2 separate regions of the Mus musculus genome follow, and region 2 is linked to region 1. Evidence: chromatin contacts called from ENCODE Hi-C or POLR2A ChIA-PET data. All regions are on one chromosome and are shown on one strand. The core of a region is the stretch at or near the end of the contact, and the rest is flanking DNA. Distances in the headings are between cores, read along the strand shown.

The links. Hi-C counts contacts between places; a loop is a spot of excess contacts on that map. ChIA-PET counts read pairs that join two places held with the same protein, here RNA polymerase II (POLR2A).
Region 2: POLR2A ChIA-PET joins it to region 1 with 11 read pairs in Patski. The contact joins the promoter of Ifngr2 here to the promoter of Ifnar1 in region 1. A Hi-C loop is called at or near these places in 1 of 37 maps with a recorded cell type or tissue (T-helper 2 cell). POLR2A ChIA-PET finds 5 or more read pairs at or near these places in 2 of 5 experiments (Patski and embryonic stem cell).

What each region holds. Positions count from the first base shown.
Region 1 is chr16:91,483,833-91,486,888 of GRCm38, forward strand. It overlaps Ifnar1 (interferon (alpha and beta) receptor 1), which reads left to right and starts at 1,383. Exons shown (of 11, transcript NM_010508.2): 1 at 1,383-1,584. The coding sequence starts at 1,512.
Region 2 is chr16:91,545,762-91,548,666 of GRCm38, forward strand. Ifngr2 (interferon gamma receptor 2) reads left to right here and starts at 1,298. Exons shown (of 7, transcript NM_008338.4): 1 at 1,298-1,471. The coding sequence starts at 1,402.

The sequences.
Region 1 (3,056 bases), core at 133-2,632:
GATGGGCAAAAAGCCTGTCCAGCTATACCTCAGACAAGGCTCTGATATCTCAAATTCATAAAGAACTTCAGAAAATAAGGAAATGAATCTACCAGGAACAAATGGCCCAATAAATCGAACACAGTTTTCAAACGCTGAAATATGCACCCAGTAACTATCTTTAAAGAACTTAATGTCCTGAGCCACCAGCAAAATGCACACTGACACTGCTTTGCCATTCTACCCCACCCTAGTCAGAATGGCTGACAAGAAATCTGACGAATGATGGTGAGGAAGCAGAGAGGAACTCTTTTTTTTTTTTTTGAGACAGGGTTTGTGTGTGGAGCCTTGGCTGTCCTGGAACTCACTCTCTAGTCCAGGCTGGCCTCGAACTCAGAAACCGCCTGCCTCTGCCTCCCAAGTGCTGGGATTAAAGGCATGTGCCACCACGCCCGGCATAACAAATAAGTTTCTTACTTTTTTTTTTTTTTTTTTCTTTTTTTGGTTTTTCGTGACAGGGTTTCTCTGTATAGGCCTGGCTGTCCTGGAGCTCACTTTGTAGACCAGGCTGGCCTCGAACTCAGAAATCCGCCTGCCTCCGCCTCCCGAGTGCTGGGATTAAAGGCGTGCGCCACCACGCCCGGCCCAACAAATAAGTTTCTTTATAAGATAGTAATCAGACAGAGACGGAGTTAAGGGGGTAGAGAGAGGGCTCAGTGGTTTAAGGGCACGTGCAGAGGACTGGCGTACAAACATGGTAGCTCGGAAGATCAGTAACTTTAATACCAGGGTATCTGCGCTCTACTGGCCTCCATGGGTACCAGGCACGCATATATGTACGGTGCACATATATGCATGCATGCATGCATGCAAAACACTCATACACATAAAACCAGCCTAAAACCACATTATTAGACAAAAGATCCAAACGCTGCATAATTCAAAACCCAAAGATTGAGCGAGTCACAACAGCAAACCATCCCACAAAATCAGGGAATCAAGTATAAAGATCTTGTGCAGTTGAGATAAAAGTGTTGCCGGCGCCTTCCAGGTCCCAGAGTCATTTGATCCACGGCCTCCAGGGATCCCCACACCAGGATTCGAGCCAGTGGACTAGTAACCCCCGGGGCAACGCCTCCGAACCCCCTCCGGACAAAAACAGGAAGCTGAGCCCGGAAGGAGGAGGGGCTGCGCAGGCGCACTGACTGCACCCCGCTTTCCTCTCAGGAGTCTAAGGACAATGCTGGGCAGTCTTTCCGGAAGTGGGGGCGGAGCGTGGCAGGGACCTCAAAGTCCCCAGGCCTTGACTGGACCGCGCCCGGTACTTTCCGAGCCGCTTGCTCGCGGAGAGAGCGTGGCGTCAGCGGAGAAGCTGTGCTGGGTGGAGGGGCGGGGGCGTTCACGGAAGGGGCGGGGCGCTGGAGGGGGCGGGGCGTCGCGGAGGGCCTAGCTGCCCAGAGGTAGTCTCCAGCTCCGCGGTGCTGCTGAGGAGAAGGAGGAGAATGTGAGCCGCCGCCCGGCCTCCCAAGACGATGCTCGCTGTCGTGGGCGCGGCGGCCCTGGTGCTGGTGGCCGGGGCGCCTTGGGTGCTACCCTCAGCTGCAGGTGAGCCGAGGGGCCTGTGCGAGGGCCGGGCACCATGGAGGGAGAGCTGGGCGCGGGTGACCAGAGTCCGCGACGCCCGCCCCCTGCGCCGCTCTTCAGCCTGAGGACGCTACCCGGGCCGAGCCTCAGGGCTGCTGGTGGGCGGGAGACCAGACAGCAGCAGAAATGCGCTCCCAGCCTAGTGCGGTTTGTCCCGGGCTGAGAGGAGTGAGGTGAGAGGCCCCCTAACCGGCCCGAAGTCAAAACCAGGAAACCACTGGGCTAGTTACATCGGGAGAATGCCCACTAAGGGGAGAGACAAGAGTTTTCATAGTGATGTGAGGAACCTAAAAAAGACGACCTAGCCTCACTCCTGGAGGAAAGTTCTGATTCCTCTTAGAAATCTGTATATCTGGGAAGTAAGTGATTGCCCCAAGTCTCACCCCGAAGATGGCCCATTTCTGGCTAGACGTGCATGATGTACATGCAGGCAAAGTGGTCACACATATACAGTAAATCGGAAAAAGACTATTATGAACAGAATACTGTAACTGCTACAAATGCTCTTGGGTCTTTTGTTAATCTCATGAGCACATTTGCTGCTCTTTCTGCACAGAATCAGTAAATCCCAACAGTTGGACTGGAGATCAAGCTAAGAGGATACGGATAACAGGATAGAGTCAGTTTAGGGATGACATCAAAGACTCCGTTGGTGGTACTGGAAGTGTGGCTCAGTGGTAGTGTGCACTTAGCATAGACAGCACTGAGAAACTGACAACTCAGAGTGGGGAGACTTGATGGATAGCTCCTGGTGGCTGAAAAGAAAGAAATTCAGACATCTCAGATGCATCCTCTTACATAGGATGTAACTAGAGGCAGTTCTGTAACCCTCTGGAGTAGAAGCTTGACAGGCGACATGACATGATAGTCTGAGGCAGAAGTTTTCAAAACAGGAGATAACAGTGGAGCCAGACATAGCGTTAAAGGACACTTTTTAAAGTTAAAGCCTCGTTCGGGCTGGAGAGGCGGCTCACAGGTAAGAGCACTTATTGCTCTTGCAGAGGGACCTGGATTGGTTCCCAGCACACAGTTGGTGACTTGCAACCTTCCCTAAATCCTGCTTTGTTCCAGGGGATTGGAATACACTTTTCTGACTTCCTTGGCTATGGGGCACATGTGGTGCACACACAAATGTGCAGGCAGAACACGTATACACATACAGAAAGTCTTTAAAAAACTTGCCTTGATAAGCAGGCATGGTTGCATCAGTGTCACACAAAAAGGACTTTACATCACATTTTAACACAAAGGAGTGACTCTGCTTTGCAGTGAAATTAAAAAATTTATTCTGAAATGTGAGACATACATGTTAAAGGAGTAAGGGGGCCTGTTCTCGGAAGAGTCACAGGTCTATTCTCTACCTACTTGTCCTTGAAGTGTTAGGTTAGTGTCTCAGTTAGGGTTTTACCGCTGTGAACAGACACCATGACCAA
Region 2 (2,905 bases), core at 48-2,547, 62 kb after region 1:
CTGGCCTTGCCCTGACAAAGTTGCCTTGGGGAAAGGAGAGAAACGCTTGTCTTTGGGGGGTTGTATGCTTGAGGCATGGGGTACAGATCCAGGGAATATGCCCTTAGCACTGTGCTGAGGGAGGGAGATTCTAGACAGGGGTGTGGTAGGGAGTGGGGTGAGGCAGTAGTAGCACTTCCAAAGGCTTACCATTTGGGGTCAAGACCACAGGCTGAAAAGCTTAGTGATCACAGGTCCTTCGTGGCTTTAGCTGAGTCCTTTTCCTTACCCTGTCTCATAAAAATAAAACATGCCGGGGGCAGGGCACGGGGCACTCAGAGGGGTATACTTATAATCCACAGCCTGTGTGGTTAGGTTTTCTCTCCTCTGCGGTTTTCAACACGTCCTGTTGAGAGGATCCCCACAGCCCTCCTCTTCTCCTTGGCATGTAAGTACATTTCTGGGTCTTGAAATTCTCAAGTCATAGTTCAAATTTTTGCTAGATAATTTCATCACGTATTTTTATAACAGGCCAACTTCTGGAGCCACAGGCACAAGGGAAGGGTTTGGGGGCCCACGACTAACCCCTGAGAGGTAGAGATGTGAGGATCTGTGAAGTTCAAGGCCAGCTTCAACTACAGTTTAAAGTGGCTTCCTAAGACTGAGGCCTCAGCGGTTAGGAGCAATAGCTGCGGTTCGATGACCCCTTTCTTTGACTCTTGTCTCCCTCTAACCATTCCTTTCGTTGCCCCCTTTTTTGTGGCCGAGGTGTGAACGTCTCTGCCAACAGGCTGGCCACTGGGGAAGGCTCAGGCTGGGAGCCTATCCCTGCCCTGCTCTGGGGTCACTTCCTCGTAGCTTCACAGCCACAGAGGGCCAAACCCACAGACTATTAAGCAACCAGTACAGTTCCTCTAGCTTTTCTTCCTCTGTGACACCACGGCCTAGAGGGTCCTCTCTGCTATACCCTTAAGTAGCCCTTTGCTTAAAAGGATTCAAAGCTTAGCACGATCTTTCCGGTCATTAAAGAGAACAGAATTCAAAATAAATGGGTCCTTAAATCGTACGTGGCGGGAGTCCGAAGTGGGGTGGGGTAGGGTGGGGATGGGTGTCCACGGGTCTCTCCAGAAGGATGGTACTAGAGATCTCTGGCCACACATTGGAGGTCGGCTCGGCGAGGTGTGGCCGGAGTCACCGGGGCTGTGTGCTGGGCTGCGGGGGCCGCGGTTCCCGGGAACACCGGGGAAAGTCCCCACGGGCCGGGCGGGGGCGGGGCCGGGCGCGGTGGGGGCGGGGCGGGACGCAGGCGGGGCGAGGCGGCTCTGCGGCTAGGCTGGGGAAGAGGCGGGCGCTCGGCTCGCCATGGCCGCTGCGGTGCGAGTCTGAGCGGCGTCCACCCCGCGGTCCCGGGCCGCCCGGGCCATGCGGCCTTTGCCACTGTGGCTGCCGTCGCTGCTGCTCTGTGGGCTCGGTGCCGCGGCGTCCTCGCCAGGTAAGCGCGACCCAGGAGACCCCCCACCCCACCCCCGACTCCTCGGGCTCTCCTGGGTGTCGCGTCCGCGCGTGGGTGGCTCCGGGAGCTTGCACCCGGCACAGGGTGGGGTTCTGCAGTCGTTCCCGATCTGCGGGTGACCGCGATCGGACGGGGCACCGACCAGGAGGAATCTGCAAGAGGGAGCTGCAGTGAGTGTAGCGTGGACCACGGGGAATTCCAGGCCTGGAGGTGGAGAGCCCAGTTCGTCTTTGGCTCCTTGGTGCCAGGGAGATCAGCTGACGGGCAGGACCAGTATTTGTCTGGGCAGCCTATAAAATCCTCGTACTCAGTTCCTCGGGATCTTATAGATGGGGAGCAGAAATGCCTGTGTCCCCTCCAGTGTATGGGGACAGAGGGTCAGCTGAGGCACACTTTTAATCTCAGCTCTATCCTACTCCGCCCACACAGCCCTTTACCGGGGTTCAACTTCCCACTTTTGTCACCAACCTGACTGTATTTATGAGCCAGTCATCAAAACCAACAAAAGAAAGACATCACTAACCAAGAACATTCTTCCTACGTGATTATATTTTGCTGGGTTCTTTCCCGTGCAGAGATCATATCAAAGCTTGGATATCTGGAGTCCACAGTGGTAGTGGGGTGCACCCTTGTGAAAACACAGAACTCAGGATGAGAAAAAGGGGTCCTGAAGTTTCTGGCCGGCCGGGCCGGCTTGGTTTACTCAGTGGGTCTTGCTGTTGTTGTTTATTTTGTTTTTTTTATAGTTTGGCCATTAGTTAAATAAGCCTACGAATTGGGACGTTCCCTCCCATTGGAAGTGGTGTTGAGGAGTTAGTTGGTCCTCTGTCAGCATCCCTGCAAAGGCCCTTAAGTTCCCTTTCTCCTTAAGGGCAGAGGAGCACAGGAGGATGAGTGGGTTACGCAGTTAACTTGTTCTCCTGGAGTCAGACAAAGACTTTAAACCCTGGCTCTGATGTTCCCCATTTTGCCTTGAGCAATCTGTGTCTGACACACCCACACACACAGGTCTCCTTTGGAGGAGAGCCTGCGATTGTCTGAGATGTCTGTGAACTATGTGTTCAGAAGTTGATAGGCGTATTTAGAAACTTTACAACAGACATTTTTCTAATGATTAACTTTTTATTATGCTCCACAAAAGTCGTGGTCTGTGGCTCATTAACAACAAATTGGATCCTTAGATATTTTGAAAATGGTAGCCTTTTGTAAATTTCTTAGACTCTCATGCCACTCTTAACGCGAAATTTTCACACTTTTTTTTTAAAAGAAAAACTAGGATATGTTTAAAAGAAACCCTTTTAGTCACAGTGCAGAGTGAAAATATTGACATTGTTCTTGCGGCCAACAGGTAATGAGAAGATTCCCATAACTGTTCCATAGGTTATGAATGGCCCTCAGGAATCATAAAATTGC